Linked DNA regions of Homo sapiens: region 2 is linked to region 1. Evidence: chromatin loops called from intact Hi-C (ENCODE). Cell type or tissue: CD4-positive, alpha-beta T cell. All regions are shown on one strand. Links, peaks and the distances in the headings refer to the core of each region. The heading gives the core; the rest is flanking DNA. Region 1 holds the start of ZBTB9 (zinc finger and BTB domain containing 9). Region 2 holds the start of LOC107986537 (a long non-coding RNA gene).

Region 1 (11,504 bases), core at 3,505-11,504:
GGAGGTGTAAGGGTTCCTGGGAGGAAGGTGGAGAGCATGATCCTGAGGAACAGGGAGTCTTGCATCACGGCAATGGAGGGACTCTGATTCTAAGGGATAAGGATGCCTGAGGTTTTTCCAGAGAGCTATGGGGTTCCATGGGCAGGCTCTGAGCCTGTGCCCGCCACTAACCCCACTGAAGCCCGTCCCTTCAGGCTGATGCTGGTGGAGGAGGAGCTGCGCCGGGACCACCCCGCCATGGCTGAGCCGCTGCCAGAACCCAAGAAGAGGCTGCTCGACGCTCAGGTGGAAATTACAATGTCATTTATCTTCTCCGTGTCCCATCCCCATCCATCCCACTGTCTTTCGTGCACTCACTACACCAGCCACCTAGCCCCATCACCATCTGTCTCTCATAGTCTGCTGTTTGTCCACTGGCTGCTCCTGGCAGCCCCCTAGTGACCCCATCTTCATCCCATCGTCTGTGCCTTTGTCACTCCTGGCAGCGTCAGCCCAACTCCTGTGCCTTCCCATCCAGTCTTCCCACTCCTCTCTGCATCTCAGGACCTTCTCTACCAGAACCTTGGTCTTTCTGCCCCTAGACCCCACCTAGTTCCAAGAACCCCTGCCCCTTCTTTGCTCACTCCTATTCAAGCCACGTTGTTCAGCTTCCTCTGCGCTCTTGGGCCAGAGGGCTAGAAGCTGCCGTTTTCTGGAATAGAGCACAGGGCAGTATGATCTGTAGTTTCTCCAGGCCCTGGCCGGTACCCTGAAAACTTGGGGACCCATCACCTCTGTTCTCTTGGCTCCCTAATTTTCCTGTCTCCTTGGCAGCTCCTGCATAGCTTCCTCTTCCTGACTCTTCAGATCTTGAAGGCCTTCCATCCTGTAACCTCCCTTTGCCCTCAGTATTTAAGTCCAGCCTCCCTCTGGCCTCCCTCCCACTCTGGCCCTCAGACCTTCCCAGCTGCCTGCTGCCCAGCCTCTCTTCTCACAAGCCAGCTTCTAGGACCTCCCTTCTGCACCCTTACCCCTTGCTTTCCCAAAATTCTGCTCATTTTCCTACCCATACTCCTCTTTGCTCTGACTGCTAGGCTCCCCCCGCCTGCCATCCCCCCACCAAGGCTCCTGACCCCATGACCCCACTCTCTCCCACTGCAGCTCCTCATCAGGTAATTCTCCTGGTTCCGCTTTGGCCACGGGCGGAGGACACAGGGGGAGGTGACTCCGGACCACTGCAGGTTGGTCGTGAAGCCCACTCCCTCCAACACCTCCGGAGCCTCTCCCCTCTCACTGCTGCCCTCCACACCCAGAGAACCTCCACAGACTCCAGCCCTCCGACACCTGCACAGATCCATCTCCCAAGACACCACCCAAAGAGAGCATTTGCTGCTGCTTCCCAGAACTGTCCAACAATACCTTAGCAACACCAAGAGTTGGGCCCTAGATGGGCCCAGCACATTCACAGGTCACACCCACTTCCCTGCAAAACCCACCCCCTCCCAGCCTCCTCCTGACTCTAAGCCCTCCTCTTCCTCTACCTCTCCAGTGTATGTCTGTCACCCCCCATTTCACCAGAGCGTCCTTAGGGGCTGGGGGTGGGTTTGTTAATGGGGTGGAGGCAATGATGGGTTGGAGGATCTTGGCTATAGGGGCTGTGCTGACTGCAGCAGGTAGGTTGGGTTTCCCTCTTCCTTCCCTAATCTTGGTTCTCTACCCTCCTTTCCACTCCTCACCTGATTCTCTCTCTTCCTCCTCCTTATATCTGTGAGGCAGAAGGCATCTGAAGCTCATATTAGCCCCCATTGGGTGGGAATTAGGAGTGGGTAGTTAACTCAGGGAGACTTGAGATACCCTGGAAAAAATGCTATTGAGATGTCCTGACATTAGGCAGGGTGGATGGAACAAGAAGGAGCAAGAAAGGAACCTCAGGCAGATGTTAGGACATGGACTTGATCATGTGGCCTGGGAGTTTAGAAATGGGGAGAGACATCCTCCTAGATCAGATCGTGGGCTCAGTAGGCATGTTGATTCCCAGGGAGAGGTGCCAGGAACAGCATGGTAAAGAATGTACTCTTCACAGCTCACATCCCCAGGTTGCTGATGCCACTCACTCCCCCTCTCCTGCCATCGAGTGGCCTTGCCGGACACATCACCCTACCTAAAAAGCCAGTAAATGAGAACCTGTCAGCTATAGCCATCATTTCTGAGATGCGATTTTCTTTGGGATTGAGCTGCAGTGGGCAGTGGCTCCTTACACTGTAATTTTAATTCTCTGCCTGCCCAGCCTCTCTGTCAAAGTAGCTGGTGATCTATAAAGATGCTAAAAGGCACCAGGGGACTTTGCCATTTAAAGGACTCCTGCAGTGAATTCTTTTGTAAAATGAATAATGGCACCCTAATTTATCCACTTTCTAAATTTGGGTCCATGGGGGTGTCCAGGGCATGCTTATGTGCTGTCACCAGCAGACAAACAGAGGGAATGGAATCTGGGGGTTCCTTCCCTGCTCTCCCGCCATACTCAGGATACCCTACCATAAGTGATTTCCTCTCACTGACTTGCAGAAAATGTGTGAGATACCCAGCAAGCTAAGAAGGCAGTTTTGCTGGGTATCTCATACCCAAGGCTGGGGTTTGGGTGATCTGAGAGGTTAGCTCCTTGATCCTAGGATGGAAGGGAGAGCTTATATAGAAGCTTTTACTTGGAAGGTTTTGTATCCTAAGGTCAGACATAGCTATATTACCAAGCCTAAATGCCATGTGGCCCAGGAAATAATTTGGACATTTGTTCTAAACCACTTGTGGTAGGTATTGGTCTCTCTGCAACTCAGCCATTAATTAGAAATTAGTTTTGAGCCTGAATTTTAAAAAGCCAAGTGTTGCCCCCAGCCCACACACACACACACGGACATGTACAGTACAAACCCCAGATAATTACAACAGCCAAAGAGAGAAGGAAGTGAATTTCCCAACCAGAAGCGTAGGGAAATTCAGATGGCTTTCTTTTCTCCCAGCAGAGGAACAGAAGGCGGAGCTAAGGGCAGGAACCAGGAGTTGGTCAAGGAGCTATAGGAGGTGATGAGAGTAGAACCAGGGGTAGGAGCTGGTCTGGTACCCCTCACCCTCTAATTGGGAGCCCAGGGAGAAGGACTGAAAAGAAGATGGGAGTGGAAAAGAATAAAGCCAGTTTCTGCTTCCCAGGGATGCAGAGATTGGGGCATGCTGTGTCTGCAGAAGCTCCTAGTCATTTCCGCCATAATTGTGAGAGAGAGGGGCAGCCCTCCCACAAGATTTTTCCCTTCCCATATCACTTCCCTGAATCCCCTTCCTTTCCCCCCAGTACAGTTAAACCTCTCTCTAATTTGGAATGTTATATTTGAGAAGATGGCCACTGTGAATAAGTGACAAACGGAATGACAGTGTCTATTTAATGAAATGCATGTCTTCAAAATATATACAGAACTCGATGAACAAGGCTTTTTCCACTCCTCAGGGAGCATGCATTAATGAATAGATAGGATTCAAAAGTCTGTTTTCTGGTATGGGTTAAATATCCCCTCCTACAGACATATTTCCACCACTAATTTGCTTAGTACACCTTTTCTTCACAGATAAAGGAAAATGCAAGCTCAGTTTTTCTTCAGATTATGAAGAAATTCCAAATCCACAGGGGTTTGGATTAATGAGGTTTTGCTGTACTGCCTCCCCTTATTCCTCAACATGAAGTTCCCACCTCGGATTGGGGATGGGTGGGAGGGGGTTTCAAGAGGAGGAGGGTGGGATGGGCAAGGAATATACACAGGTGAAGCCAGAGAAGGGTTAGGTTGGGGGTGCGGTGGGAACTTGCTGTTTTGATCTGGTTTCCTGGTGTGACACTCTGGGTTAAAGGCTTGAAGGCCCCTGTTAGGAGTCTAGGGGTGAGATTCTCTTCTCTCTGATCCCAGAGGACGTTAACTTCTACTGCAGGTGAGAAACAAAATAGGAGGATGGTGGGGACTGTCCTGGGAGGAGGGGGTGGTCCATGGCTTGTGGTGTGGGCTGGCTATAGGGGAGGCCACTGCTAGGGGACTGGCATCCAGGCCCCCTTGAAGCGTCTCAATAAGTCCGCGCTCTCCTTTTTGGTGTCTTGCAGGAGAGGCAGCTTCCCCCCTTGGGTCCAACAAACCCGCGTGTGACGCTGGCCCCACCGTGGAATGGCCTGGCCCCCCCAGCCCCACCACCCCCACCCCGGCTGCAGATTACGGAGAACGGCGAGTTCCGAAACACCGCAGACCACTAGCCCACCCAGCATCAGAGACCTTCTCTTCCTTTCCTGTGCACCCCACCCTGTAACAGCACCAACCACCAGGATTGGACATCACCGAGGAACAGCGGGATTGCCTCCCCGAATGCCTCCCTGGGAGGCACACTGATTGCCCACCCCCACCACTGCACCATTTCCAGGAGGGAGAGTGGGGACCCTCAGCCGCCCCCTTTTCCTTCCCATTGGGGTGCTGCCCTCTCTTTGACCCCCAGGGACCCTTGCCCCAGGACACCGCCTACCCCGTACAGACCCCTTCACTCCGGGGTGCTATCCCCATCCTCTGCCTCATCGTTCCCCTGAGCACTGGGGGACAGACCCTCACCCCCACCCTGGGGGTGTGGCACCTCCAAACTTTCAACTTCAGGGTGATTTTTTTAGCAGTAACCAGAGCTGACAATCTAACTCCCCTCCACCGCCCCATTTTGGCCTCCCCTGCCCCCCTTGTTATGGGGAGGGGACCCCGGGTGAGGGGGCCCTATTACCCCTTGATTTCTCAGGAGCGTCTGGGGGGGCTCAGCACGCACAAACTCCTTCTCCTTCTACCACTCTTAAATTTACTCCCTCCCCACCCAGAACCCAGATGGGGTGGAGGGGGCCACCGGGGCAGGGAGGGGGCGGCAAGGGGGGAATGGGAGTTGTCTCCCCTTCTCCCCACACCTGATCTGCTCTCGGCTGGTCCCAGAGCGGGGTGAGGGGGCTTATGCCCCCCCCTCCCCCAGTGTGTTGGGTGGGGTGGAATTGAGGTTAGGGTGAGGGGTCAGGGTTTAGGAGGGTGTGTATGTTGGGAGGACAGGCTAGTTGATCTGTCCTACTCTGACACACAGTCCCCTCTGCCCCTTCCTTCTCTCTTCTTGGTCTCTACTCCCAGGGGGAGGGGGGAACTTACTCTAGGAAAAGCCATGTCTCTCTCCCCCAGGGTGGGGGGACCTGTGTTGGAGGAGGGGTGTTGGGGGGCCCCCTTCCATGACTCTGTCCCCTGGGGGAGGTAGGACAGGGCTGGGCTTCCCTCTCATCCTCCCCCTCCCAATCTCCTTCCACCTCCCTCCCTCCCGCCAGCTCCACGATTTTTCGGTGTTTCTCTGTACATAGTTTTCTGGCGGGATAGGGGAGGTAGGATGGATGGGGTTTGGGGTGGGTAGGCCATGGGAGGGGAGAAGCCCCTCCTTGGCACCCCCTCTTCCCTGACTGCTGTCCCCTACCCAGCCTTGCCCCCTTCATCCTTTTGCGTTTGGTATTGAGACTCTCCTAGACTCTACTCCTCTTTCTTTTGTATGGACAGTTCCCCTTCAGTCCCATCCCCCTACACATACACCCAGCCGGGGCCAAATTTATACTTATATAAAAGTTGTAAATATGTGAAATTTTATCCCTGTGCCCTTTCCCCACCTCAGGCCCTACCCCTGGACCCTCCCCAACCTTCCTTCTCTCTTCTTTGGCTGTTGTAATTATCTGGGGTTTGTACTGTACATATCCGGGGTGTGTGTGTGTGGGCTGGGGGCAACCCTTCTGTACAGAGCTTCCTGGCCCCCTCCCCCCCCGCCCCTCTGCTTCCCTCCCCACCCACCACCTCAAGGGTAGGGAGTTGCTCTTCCTACCTGTTTTATTTTGTTTTCTCGTTCTCCCTCCCCACCCCACTCCCAGCCTTATCTATCCCCCCTCACTGTCCCCTTTTCTCCACTCCCAGCCCCATTTCCTTTTTTTCTGGAGTGTGTGGTGAAACAGAAAAAAACATGTTTAATAAACGGAGATTGTTCTTTTATCGCTGTGCCGACTTTCTTAGGCAGGGCTCTCCAGACCTGTACGGTGGTAAGATCTGCTTTCTGAAAGGAAGCTGACAGCCTGAGAGGAAAACCGTATATCCCCACCTGATGCCACACTCTCCTCATAGAATGTCACTCTCCCCTCCCAATGAGATTTTTTATATTTTAGAGCAGGAGTTTTGCACCGGCCAAACTTCTCCAATCTAACTCTCCCCTCACCACTGTGTCACTTAGTCCGAGGCCAGGAACAGCGGCGTTATCTGATAAAAGAGTTCATGTATATATCCACATTTATCTCTTTTAAAAATTACCTAGAAATAAGGTTTCTTTAATTGCTGGTTAAAATGCTCCCGTGCAGAAAACAGGAAAGAACCTGCCTGGTTCCTTAGCAAATCTGAGTTCCAGTCCCAGGTCCACTACTATTAGCTGAGTGACGCTTCCAGCCCGTTTCCCCCGCCTGGAAACTGAGGACGGCAACCCCCACCCTCGCAGGGCCGGTGGGAAGACACAAAGTGATGTGGGCAAGTGCCAGGCCCACATGGTAAGTACCCAACTAATCTCGCCCCTCTCAGGACCTACCGGGGGCGGGTGCTACACTTAATCACCGGGAAACGCAGCTTTCCGGGGCGGCTGACGGCCCACCCCCTCCGACCGGGCTGTTCTCTCCCGGGCCCTGCCTCTCGGTCCTCTGCAGCGGGGAGGACTTCAGCAGCTCCCCGGGACGCCCGTTGCGAGGACACCCTGGGCCTGTGCCCTCCTACTAGCACCGCCCTCCTCGTCTGCAGTAGCCAATCAACACGAGGCTTGTAGGCTGCCGTTCCTCGATTGGCTACGGCTCTAGCTCCGCCCGCCGCACTTGGCGACGGTGTCCGGCGGGGAGGCGGCGGCTTCCGGTCTGGGACGGAGCTGTAGCGGCACTGTAACTGCGAGGGCAGCGCCGCGTGTGTAACGGCGGGGGCGTGTCGGCGGGAAGGACAATCGGGCCGGGACTCGCGGTGTCCGGGTGACCGCGGCTTCCCGGGAGCAGACCTCTGTGGGCACTGTGAGGCGGAACGGAGCGGCGGGGCAGGAGCTGTTCTGGGCAGGTGAAGGCAGGCTGGTGGCTGAAGGACCTCCTTCTTATCTTCCACAGGGGCTGGAAGTTAAAACCCCTGTTGGTGTTTAGTGGTGGTGGTTGTTGTTGTTGTTTGTTTTTGCTTTCTTGGTGTGCGGGACTGATTTGCAGAAACCGCCACTGACTTAAAAGTTTCCAGTTATTGCTCGTGGGGAGGGGGTTGTTTGAGAAGATGTGGCTCCCTTTATCCAGGGCTTCTGTGACCTCCATCTTTTTCCTCTGCAGCCTTCATCCCGCGTGGAGTCTACCCCCAAGCCCTTCTCCTCTTCCCAATTCTTGTCACCTTCGAGGAGGCCATGGAAACCCCAACACCTTTGCCGCCTGTACCCGCCTCCCCGACCTGCAACCCAGCCCCACGGACAATCCAGATCGAGTTCCCACAGCATAGCTCGTCTCTGCTGGAATCTCTGAACCGCCACAGGCTAGAGGGAAAGTTCTGTGATGTGTCCCTCCTGGTGCAGGGCCGGGAACTTAGGGCTCATAAAGCAGTGTTAGCTGCTGCCTCTCCTTACTTCCATGACAAGCTGCTTCTGGGGGATGCGCCTCGTCTCACTCTACCGAGTGTCATTGAAGCCGATGCCTTCGAGGGGCTGCTCCAGCTCATTTATTCAGGGCGTCTCCGCCTGCCACTGGATGCTCTTCCTGCTCATCTCCTTGTGGCCAGTGGCCTTCAAATGTGGCAGGTAGTAGATCAGTGCTCAGAAATTCTTAGAGAATTAGAAACTTCAGGTGGTGGAATTTCAGCCCGTGGAGGAAACTCCTACCATGCCCTTCTTTCCACTACATCCTCTACAGGAGGCTGGTGCATTCGCTCTTCGCCTTTCCAGACCCCAGTACAGTCCTCTGCTTCTACTGAAAGCCCTGCTTCCACTGAGAGCCCTGTGGGAGGGGAGGGAAGTGAACTGGGAGAAGTGCTGCAAATTCAGGTGGAAGAAGAAGAGGAGGAGGAGGAAGATGATGATGATGAGGACCAGGGGTCAGCCACACTCTCTCAGACTCCTCAGCCCCAGAGAGTATCAGGGGTTTTTCCCCGTCCTCATGGACCCCACCCACTGCCCATGACTGCTACTCCCCGAAAGCTTCCAGAGGGTGAGAGTGCACCACTTGAGCTTCCTGCCCCTCCTGCACTGCCCCCCAAAATCTTCTACATTAAGCAGGAACCCTTCGAGCCTAAGGAGGAGATATCAGGAAGCGGAACTCAGCCTGGAGGAGCAAAGGAGGAAACCAAAGTGTTTTCTGGAGGGGACACTGAAGGGAATGGGGAGCTAGGGTTCTTGTTGCCTTCAGGGCCAGGGCCAACATCTGGGGGAGGGGGTCCATCCTGGAAACCAGTGGATCTTCATGGGAATGAAATCCTGTCAGGGGGTGGAGGACCTGGGGGAGCAGGCCAGGCCGTGCATGGGCCTGTGAAGCTAGGGGGGACACCCCCTGCAGATGGAAAACGCTTTGGTTGCCTGTGTGGGAAGCGGTTTGCAGTGAAGCCAAAGCGTGACCGGCACATCATGCTGACCTTCAGCCTTCGGCCTTTTGGCTGTGGCATCTGCAACAAGCGCTTCAAGCTGAAGCACCATCTGACAGAGCACATGAAGACCCATGCTGGAGCCCTGCATGCCTGTCCCCACTGTGGCCGTCGGTTCCGAGTCCATGCCTGTTTTCTCCGCCACCGGGACCTATGCAAGGGCCAGGGCTGGGCCACTGCCCACTGGACTTACAAGTGACTGCTGAGGCTATACACTAGCTTCTAGAACAAGATAACCACTGCTGCTGATGGATACTTTTCCCTCACTGCCATGGCACACCAGTCATGGATCTTGTAATCATGCCAAGAGAATAGATACATTATGGACCTCTTGTTCTTAGATATGGGCCTCTCAGCCTGGCAGATGTGGAAACTCAAATTTCTCGTCCCACTCCAGGTTTTGGCTAGCCAACCCTGCAGGAAAGTGGTTTATAGGCCATTCATACTTAAGTTGATCACTTGCCCATGGTGGACATTTTTGTGGTGGTGATGTCCATTAAGGAAACCAGATTTTCAATTATTTAGTGAGAGAAGAGTTAGAGCAAAAGACAGTGGTAAATGTTTTATTCCGTCTCCATGAGGAATTGAAGGAGTTGGTCTCCACCTAGAGATACATTTGATTTACAGCTTAAGTAATTCAGAGGCTAAGCTCTAAGCTTTTTTCTCTCATTGCTGGAATGATTTAAGCAGAAGTCCTTTTGTGTACTTTTAAAATTGTATCTTTCCAGGAGCCCCTCAGATTGTACCTTGCTTTCTCACCAATAGACACCTTCCCGACACTTTTTTAATGTTGTAGCTGAGCACTTTAACAAGTTGAGCATTCCATGTTTCATTCTTAGAACCTTCTTTAATAGAGGGTCTTCCCTCAACAGCCTGTGCCTCTGGTCTACCTTTGACCACCACTGATAACTAATATATTGGTCACAATGACTGGAATGTGACTAGTGATCTCAGGAGATGGCACTGTCCTAAAGTGCTGTCAGGGTGGCACCACTGCTCTCTGAACAACTTACCTTGGTCAGAGGGACTCAGGTTTGGGACAGCACAAGCTGAAGGCTGGAGAGTAACTTGCATAGTAGGACCATACCTCTTCCTTTCCCATCCCACCCACATATGATAGACAGCCCCTCTGTTGAGATATGGAGGGGACAGATACTGGAATCGGGGGTGGGACTTGCAGTTACTTAAAATTTTTTAATAAACTGTGCCCTGAAACCTAAACTGACAGTGGACTGGATTGAGTAATTTGTGTGGGAGAGAATGTGAGAATGGAGCTGCAGAGCCTTGGGTGTGTTCCTTAGGTGGCTAGGTTATGTTGATGGGGAAGGAATGGGATGGTATCACACCCATTCCTTGGATGGTGCCAAGAACACTCTTCTGGACTTAGGCCCTGACCTGCTACTTAATAACCTTCAGTAGGTTGCCTTACTGTTTTGTTTTGTTTTGTTTTTTTGAGATAGAGTGTCACTCTGTTGCCCAGGCTGGAGTGCAGTGGCACAATCGCATGCTCACTGCAACCTCTGCCTCCCGGGTCCAAGTGATTCTCCTGCCTCAGCCTCCTGAGTAGCTGGGGTTATCAGGCATCCGCCACCATGCCTGGCTAAGTTTTTTGTATTTTTAGTAGAGACGGGGTTTCACCGTGTTAGCCAGGATGGTCTGGATCTCCTGACCTCATGATCCGCCTGCCTCAGCCTTCCAAAGTGCTGGGATTACAGGCATGAGCCACTGCACCTGGCCTGCCTTACGTTTTAAAATCTGAACTAGTACTTTTTTTGGTAGAGTGGTGTGGAACACCTAACTGGTTCTGTTTTCCTTTTTAAAAGAGGTTGGTTCACTTATCTTTTTATTATTATTTATTTATTTTTTGAGACGGAGTCTTGCTCTGTCGCCTAGGCTGGTGTACAGTGACGTGATCTTGGCTCACTGCAACCTTCACCTCCTGGGTTCAAGCGATTCTCCTGCCTAAGCCTCCCAAGTAGCTGGGACTACAGGTGTGTGCCACCACGCCTGGCTAATTTTGTATTTTTAGGAGAGATGGGGTTTTAGCATGTTGGCCAGTCTGGTCTTGAACTCCTGACCTCAGGTGATCCACCCACCTGGGCCTCCCAAAGTGCTGGGATTACAGGCCTGAGCCACTGCACCCAGTCTATTATTATTTTAGAGACAAGGTCTCACTATGTTGCCCAGGCTGGTCTCGAACTCCCAAGCTCAAGTGATACTTCTGCCTCAGCCGCCCAAAGTGCTGGGATTCCAGGCATGAGCCACCGCACCTGGCTGGTTCACATGATCTTTATAATATTCCCCAACTTCCTGTGTTCTCTGTGTTTGGTTGGTTGTTCTACAAACATTCAGTGCAAAGCACTATGCTAGACCCTGATTAATACACTGCCCTTAAAGGGTTCACAGGTATTACCAAAGATAGACAAGCCATTACAACGTGATAGGATAAGTTGATGATAGTGGGCAGTACAAACCACTTGAATGGCACAAAGAAAGCTAAGTAAAGACCTTCTCTAGGTCAGCAGAGGTTTCACAAACACAGCTTCCATGTGCCACAGTGTGGTCATGGGTGTGGGTGGCTGAACTGACACGGAGATGGTAAACAGAGGAGTCGAACTGAGAAGTATAGGGCCAGGGGTGATAGCCTTCCCCAAAGTTTGTTTCTGAAAGTTATGAGGTATGGCACTCAGAAGGGTCTGAAAAATGTGACTGTGGCTAAGAAGGTAAATTCTAGCTGGGATTTGACAGTGTCTCAAAAGAGCCATGCCATGATCCCATCCCCATGATAAGGACTGTGAACTTATTGGGAAAGGGGATGAAGAGGGGTCA
Region 2 (8,000 bases), core at 1-8,000, 78 kb after region 1:
ACCCCATCGCTACAAAAATTACAAAACTTAGCTGGGCACGGTGGTGTGTGCCTGTGGTCCCAGCTACTTGGAAGGCTGAGATGAGAGAATCAGTTGAGCCTAGGAGGCCAAGGCTGCAGTGACTCATGATTATGCCACTGTACTCCTGCCTGGGCAACAGAGTGAGACTCTGTCTCAAACAAACAAAACCAAGAGGCAAGGCCAGGTGCGGTGGCTCATGCCTATAATCCCAGCACTTTGGGAGGCCGAGGCGGGCAGATCACGAGGTCAAGAGATCAAGACCATTCTGGCCAACATGGTGTAACCCTGTCTCTACTAAAAATACAAAAATTAGCAGGGCGTGGTGGCACATGCCTGTAATCCCAGCTACTCGGGAGGCTGAGACAGGAGAATCACTTGAATCCAGGAGGCAGAGGTTGCAGCGAGTCAAGGTCGCGCCACTGCACTCCAGCCTGGTGACAGAGCGAGACTCCATTTCAAAAAAAAAAAAAAAAAAAAAGAGGCAAATTCATTATTTGCAGATATCTAATTATACAGAAAATCAACCAGAATTGGGCCAGGCGTGGTGGTTCATGCCTGTAATTCCAGCACTTTGGGAGGCTGAGGCGGGCAGATCACTTGAAATCAGCAGTTCGAGACCAGCCTGGGCAACACCATGAAACCCCATCTCTATTAAAAATCCAAAAATTAGCCAGGTGTGGTGGTGCCTGCCTGTAGTCCCAGCTACTTGGGAGGTGAAGATTGCAGTGAGCTGAGATCACATCACAGTGCTCCAGCCTGGGCAGCAGAGTGAAACTCCATCTCAACCAAAAAAAAAAGAAAGAAAGAAAGAAAGAAAATAGGCTAGGTGCAGTGGCTCACACCTTTGATTCCAGCACTCTGGGAGGCCAAGGTGGGTGGATCACTTGAGGCCAGGAGTTCAAGATCAGCCTGGCCAACATGGTGAAACCCCATCTCTACTAAAAATACAAAAATTAGCCAGGCATGATGGCAGGCACCTGCAATCCCAGCTACTTGGGAGGCTGAGGTGGAAGGATCACTTGAACCTGGGAGGCTGAGGCTGCAGTGAGCTGAGATTGCACCACTGCACTCCAGCCTGAGTGACAGGGTGAGACTCCATCTCAAAAAAATAAAGAAAAATAAAGAAAGAAAATAAACCAGAATCAACAACAATAAAAAAATGATTAGAGATAAATTATTATTGCTAATAAGAGAATTTAGCAAAGTAGCTGGATAAAAAAATCAAGCAATAACATTTATTTCCACATCAGCAAAAAATCAACTAGAAATATAACCCCCCCAAAAAAATATTCTATTCACACTAGCAAAACTAAAAAATATTGGCTGGGCATGGTGGCTCACCCCTGTAATCCCAGCACTTTGGGAGGCTGAGGGGGGTGGATCACCTGAGGTCAGGAGTTGGAGACCAGCCTGACCAACATGGTGAAACCCTGTTTCTACTAAATACAAAAAATTAGCCAGGCCTGATAGTGCATGCATGTAGTCCCAGCTACTTGGGAGGCTGAGGCAGGAGAATCACTTGAACCCAGGAGGTGGAGGTTGCAGTGAGCCAAGATTGCGCCACTGCACTCCAGCCTGGGCAACAGAGTAAGACTTCATCTAGAAAAAGAATAAAAGAAAAGAGAAGCTAGAGACACATATGTGGGAGCTTAATACAGAATAACAGTGGCAGCACAGATCACTGAGACAGGAACGGACTGTTCGGATATAGCGCTGGAAGATTAGCTCACTATCCAGAGGCACATAAAACTGGATCCTACCCAACACCATGTACAAGAGGAAACCAGATGGATTAAAAACTTAAGGGCCGGGCGCGGTGGCTCACGCCTGTAATCCCAGCACTTTGGGAGGCTGGGATCACGACGTCAGGAGATCAAGACCATCCTGGCTAAAACGGTGAAACCCCGTCTCTACTGAAAATACAAAAAATTAGCTGGATGGTGGCACGCGCTTGTAGTCCCAGCTACTCAGGAGGCTGAAGCAGGAGAATCGCTTGAACCCAGGAGGCAGAGGTTGCAGTGAGCTGAGATCGCACCACTGCACTCCAGCCTGGGTGACAGAGCAAGAATCCGTCTCAAGAAAAAAAAAAAAAAACTTAAATGTAAGAGAAAATAAAAAATAATATTTTGGGTTGTGTGGCTCACGCCTGTAATCCCAACACTTTGGGAGGCTAAGGCAGGTGGATCACTTGAGCTCAGGAGTTTGAGACCAGTCTGAGCAACATGGCAAAACCCCATCTCTATAAAAAATGCAAAACTTGGCTGGTTAGGTATAAGTTGACAGACAATAACAAAATTAAAAAAAAAAAAAAAAAAGGCCAGGCACAGTGGTTTGTGCCTGTAATCCCAGCATTTTGGGAGGCCAAGACAGGTGGATCACCTGAGGTCAAGAGTTCAAGCCCAGCCTGGCCAACATGGCGAAACCCCGTCTCTACTACAAATACAAAAAAAATTAGCCGGGCATGGTGGCAGGCGCCTGTAATCCCAGCTACTCAGGAGGCTGAGGTAGGAGAATTGCTAGAACCCTGGGGGCAGAGGTTGCAGTGAGCCGAGATTGCGCCACTGCATTCCAGCCTGGGTGACAGAGCGAGACTTGGTCTCAAAAAAAAAAAAAAAAAAATTAGCCAGGCATGGTGGTGAGAGGTGACAGCGTGCTGGCAGTCCTCAGAGCCCTCGCTTACTCTCGGCACCTCCCCTGCCTGGGCTCCCACTTTGGCGGCATTTGAGGAGCCCTTCAGCCCCCCACTGCACTGTGGGAGCCCCTTTCTGGGCTGGCCAAGGCTGGAGCCCACTCCCTCAGCTTGCAGGGAGGTATGGAGGGAGAGGCGCGAGCATGAACCAGGGCTTCCTGCGGCGCTGCCGGGCCAGCTGAAGTTCCAGGTGGGCGTGGGCTTGGTGGGCCCCGCACTCGGAGCAGCCAGCCAGCCCTGCTGGCCCCGGGCAATGAGGGACTTAGCACCCGGGCCAGTGGCTGCGGAGGGTGTACTGGGTCCCCCAGCAGTGCCGGCCCACCGGCGCTGTGCTCGATTTCTCGCTGGGCCTTAGCTGCCTTCCCGCGGGGCAGGGCTCAGGACCTGCAGCCCGCCATGCCTGAGCCTCCCACCCACTCCATGGGCTCCTGTGCCGCCCGAGCCTCCCGGACGAGCACCACCCCCTGCTCCAGGGCGGCCAGTCCCATTGACCACCCAAGGGCTGAGGAGTGCGAGCGCACGGCGCAGGACTGGCAGGCAGCTCCACCTGCAGCCCCAGTGCGGGATCCACTGGGTGAAGCCAGCTGGGCTCCTGAGTCTGGTGGGGACGTGGAGAGTCTTTATGTCTAGCTCAGGGATTGTAAATACACCAATCACCATCCTGTGTTTAGCTCAAGGTTTGTGAATGCACCAATCCACACTGTATCTAGCTGCATCTGGTGGGGTCTTGGAGAACCTTTATATCTAGCTCAGGGATTGTAAATACACCAATCAGCACCCTGTGTTTAGCTCAAGGTTTGTGAGTGCACCAATCGACACTCTGTATCTAGCTGCTCTGGTGGGGCCTTGGAGAACCCGTGTGTCAAAACTCTGTATCTAACTAATCTGATGGGGATGTGGAGAACCTTTGTATCTAGCTCAGGGATTGTAAACGCACCAATCAGCGCCCTGACAAAACAGGCCGCTCGGCTCTACCAATCAGCAGGATGTGGGTGGGGCCAGATAAGAGGATAAAAGCAGGCTGCCAGAGCCAGCAGTGACAACCTACTCGGGTTTTCTTCAACACTGTGGAAGGTTTCTTTGTTCTTTTGTTCTTTGCAATAAATCTTGCTACTGTTCACTCTTTGGGTCCACGTTGCTTTCATGAGCTGTAACATTGTCTGCGAAGATCTGTAGGTTCACTCTGTAGGTTCACTCCTGAGCCCGGCGAGACCACGAGGTCAGCGGGAGGAAAAACAACTCCAGACGCGCTGCCTTAAGAGCTGTAACACTCACCACGAAAGTCTACAGCTTCACTCCTGAGCCAGCGAGACCACAAACCCACCAGAAGAAAGAAACTCCGACCACATCTGAACATCAGAAGGAACAGACTCCAGACGTGCCACCTTAAGAGCTGTAACACTCACCATGAGGGTCCGCGGCTTCGTTCTTCAAGTCAGTCAGACCAAGAACCCACCAACTCCGGACACAGTGGCATGTGCCTGTAGTCCCACCTATGAAGGAGAATGAGGTGGGGGACTGTTTGAGCCCAGGAGGTTGAAGCTACAGTGAGCCATGATCGTGCCACTGAACTCCAGTCTGGGCAAAACAGTAAGTCTCTATTTTTGTCACCTAAGAGTAAAGAAGTTTTTTTTTGTTTGTTTCTTTGTTTTTTGAGATAGTCTTGCTCTGTTGCCCAGGCTGGAGTGCGGTGGCGTGATCTCGGGTCACTGAAAGCTCTGCCTCCTGGGTTCACACCATTCTCCTGCCTCAGCCTCCCTAGTAGCTGGGACTACAGGCACCCACCACTGCGCCCGGCTAATTTTTTGTGTTTTTTTAGTAGAGATGGGGTTTCATCCTGTTAGCCAGAATAGTCTTGATCTCCTGACCTGGTGATTGGCCCGCCTCGGCCTACCAAGGTGCTGGAATGACAGGCGTGAGCCACCGCGCCCGGCCTAAGAGTAAAGAAGTTCTTAACCAGAAATGCAAAAGTACAGATCCCAAGAAAAAGAAACATAACTGAATTTTATTTTATCAATATTAAGGATTTCTGTTCAATGTAGATATTGTGGACAAGATACTTGATGCTGGGGGGGGAAATGAAATGTTTAAAACTAATAAGGAACAGCTAGGCATGGTGATGCACACCTGTAACCCAGCCACTTGGAAGATTGAGGCAGGAGGATTGCTTGAACCCAGGAGTTCAAAGCTGCAGTGAGCCATGATCGTGCCACTGCACTCCAGCCTGGGTGAGAGAGCAAGACCCAAAAGGCCATATACTGTATGAGTCCATTTATATAAAATGTCTAGAATAGGCAAAATGGTAGAGACAGTAAATTAGTGGTTTCCAGAGTTTCTCTCCTGAGGCAGGAGAATCGCTTGAACCTGGGAGGCAGAGGTTGCAGTGAGCAGAGAGATCTTGCCATTGCACTCCAGCCTGGGCAACAGGCACAAAACTCCGTCTCAAAAAAGAAAAGGGGAGGAGAGGGAGCGGCTGCTAGTGGGTACATGACTTCTTTTGGAGATGATGAAAATGTTCTAAGATTATGATGATGGTTGCACAACTCTGTAAATAAACTTTAAAACCCTACTGAATTGTATATTTTAAAAGGGTGAAGGCCAGGCCCAGTGGCTCACACCTGTAATCCCAGCACTTCCGGAGGCTGAGGCAGGAGGATCGCTTGAGCCCAGGAGTTTGAAACCAGCCTAGGCAACATGGTGAGACTGCCTCTAAAAAAAATAAAACAAATTTTTAGAAAGGGTGAATGTTTTGGTATATGAATTATATCTCAATTAAAAAACTGACAAGAGGTTAATATCTGGAAGCTCTCACCAATTAACCAGACAAGAACAACTCCAATGGGAAAATTGGCAAAGGATATGAACAGGCAATCTACAGTCAAGGAAACCAAAAAAGTTAATCATCATATAGAAATACTCAAAATCATTAGATACTCAAAATGATTAGAGACATGCAAAATTAAAATGAGATCCACTTTATATCTATGAGACTGGCGAGTTAGAAAGTGGGATGGTGCCATACACTGGGGAGAATAGGGGAATGCAGGGCCCTTCCGTGCTCCAGTGGGAAGGGAGAGCTGACTCAATAACTAAAGTAAAATAAGTACCCACAGGCCCACAAGCCCTGTGACCCAGCAAGGCTGCACCCAGGGACAGGGCCTAAGGGCACATGTTGGGTTTTGTAGGGTTTTTTTTTTTTTTTTGAGGCAGGATCTCGCTGTTGCCAAAGCTGGATTGCAGTGGCTCAATCACTGCTCACTGCAGCCTCAATCTCCCTGGGCTGAAGTGATCCCTCCTCTTTAGCCTCCCAAGTAGCTGGGACTACAGGTGTACACCACTACACCCAGCTAATTTTTTTATTATTTATTTTTTGTAGAGATGAGGTCTTACTATGTTGCCTGGGCTGGTCTCAACCTCCCGGGCTCAAATGATCCCCTCGGCTCAGCCTCCCAAAGTGCTGGGATTACAGGCTGGGAACTTTTTTGAATAAGTTGTAGCTGTGGGACAGGGAGTTGGAACGATCTTGGCACCCTGTCTCTTGTCCTGGAAAGAAGATGGGTAAAGGAAGGAGGATGAAGGAGGATATTTGCTGTGAAACACTTTACAGCAGTTAGAAACATGGGAAGGATGAACACAGAGCAACAAGGATTTTTTTTTTTTAAACCACTTTCCCTCAAATTCTGTGGGATGGTTCTTTAAGATGCAGTACCTGGGCAGGTGCAGCAGCTCATGCCTGTAATCCAGCAAGTTGGGAGGCTGAGGCAGGAGGATCACTTGGGGCCAGGAGTTCAAGACCAGCTTGAGCAACAGAGGTAGACTTCTATCTCTAAAATAAAATTAAAAAAAAATTTTTTTTTAAATACAGTACTGAGTGAAAAAGATAAATGAGATTTATTTATTTATTTTTCAGAGACAAGGTGCCATTCTGTTGCCCAGGCTGGAGTGCAGTGGCTCAATCCTAGCTCACCTTAACCTCCAACTCCTGGGCTCAAGCCGTCCTTCAGCCTTAGCCTCCTGAGTAGCTGGGACTACAGGCGTGCCACTATGCCTGGCTAGTTTGTAAAATATTTTGTAGAGATGAAGTCTTGCTATGTTGCCAAGGTTTGCCTTGAACTTCTGGCCTCAAGTGATCTGCCTGCCTCCGCTTCCCAAAGTGTTGGGATTACAGCATAAGCCACTGCAACCAACATACTTAATATTTAAGAAAACTGTAGCGTCCTGTTGTGTACGTGTCCTTTTCTTCTTGTCTTCTTACTCTACTCTCCATGCTCTTCATACATAAGTAGAAAATTTTGGCCGGGTGCAGCGGCTCACGCCTGTAATCCCAGCACTTTGGGAGGCCGAGGCAGGCATATTGCCTGAGGTCAGGAGTTTGAGACCAGCCTGGCCAACATGGTGAAACACCGTTTCTACTAAAAATACAGACATTAGCTAGGTGTGGTGGTGGGCGCCTGTAACCCCAGCTACTTGGGAGACTGAGGCAGAAGAATTGCTTGAACTCGGGAGGCAGAGGTTGCAGTGAGCAGAGATCTCGCCATTGCACTCCAGCCTGGGCAACAAGAGCAAAACTCTGTCTCAAAAAAAAAAAAAATTTATGTATTGTTATTTTATTTTTGAGACAGGATCTTGCGAGGTTGCCCAGGCTGGAGTGCAGTGGTGTGATTATAGCTCAGTGCAGCCTCAATGTTCTGGGCTCAGGCAATGCCTTCGCCTCGGCCTCCTGAGTAGCTGGGACTACAGATATGTACCAACACTCCTGGGCTCAAGTGATCCTCCTGCCTCTCCTCCCCATGTGCTGGGATTACAGGCATGAGCCACCTTGCCCAGTCAGAAAATTTATTTAATTAAAAAAGCCACACTATTTAAGCTATCTTGTAAATATAGCTAAGTTAAAATGTCTATGCCACAATCCAAACTGGCAGAACTCACTGAAACTGGAATAAGAGTATGGCTAAGCAGATGCTAGTATATTGATACCACACAGTGAAATCCAACAGTACCCGCCCTCTAGAATTTAAACTCATGAGGGGAGGGATTTTTGTTTTTGTTTTTGTTTTTTGTTCACTGATGATCCCAAGCATCTTAGAACAGTATCTGGCACATATTAGGTGTGCAAGAAAAAAAAAGTCTGCTTAGATCTGCAAAGTCACCTTGATTTAAAAAGAAAGAAAGAAAGAAAAATACACAGGCCAGGTGCAGTGGCTCACGCCTGTAATCACAGGACTTTGGGAGGCCGAGGCGGGCGGATCACGAGGTCAGGAGTTCGAGACCAGCCTGGCCAAGAGACCAG

The links. A loop is a pair of places that touch in the nucleus more often than their neighbours do. Peaks named below come from ENCODE experiments on the same cell type or tissue, not always from the same donor. Only the 100,000 strongest peaks of a DNase experiment are listed, where the experiment ranks them.
Region 2: it touches region 1 in a loop (4-fold over the local background); 3 of 110 quality-filtered maps call a loop at or near these places.

Annotation. Positions count from the first base shown.
Region 1 is chr6:33,447,649-33,459,152 of GRCh38, forward strand. It overlaps SYNGAP1 (synaptic Ras GTPase activating protein 1), which reads left to right. Exons shown (of 19, transcript NM_006772.3): 18 at 195-285; 19 at 4,112-6,041. The coding sequence ends at 4,258. It overlaps ZBTB9 (zinc finger and BTB domain containing 9), which reads left to right and starts at 6,928. Exons shown (of 2, transcript NM_152735.4): 1 at 6,928-7,127; 2 at 7,382-9,896. The coding sequence starts at 7,453. The coding sequence ends at 8,874. SYNGAP1-AS1 (SYNGAP1 antisense RNA 1) reads right to left here and starts at 6,757. Exons shown (of 3, transcript NR_174954.1): 1 at 6,622-6,757. In CD4-positive, alpha-beta T cell, for the core only: no CTCF peak of the experiment used is centred there; a DNase peak (open chromatin) is centred at 6,833; H3K4me3 peaks cover 2,446 bases; H3K27ac peaks cover 2,065 bases.
Region 2 is chr6:33,529,552-33,537,551 of GRCh38, forward strand. It overlaps LOC107986537 (a long non-coding RNA gene), which reads right to left and starts at 6,436. Exons shown (of 3, transcript XR_001743876.1): 1 at 6,420-6,436. RefSeq lists an enhancer at 2,364-2,968. In CD4-positive, alpha-beta T cell, for the core only: no CTCF peak of the experiment used is centred there; a DNase peak (open chromatin) is centred at 4,000; H3K4me3 peaks cover 847 bases; H3K27ac peaks cover 616 bases.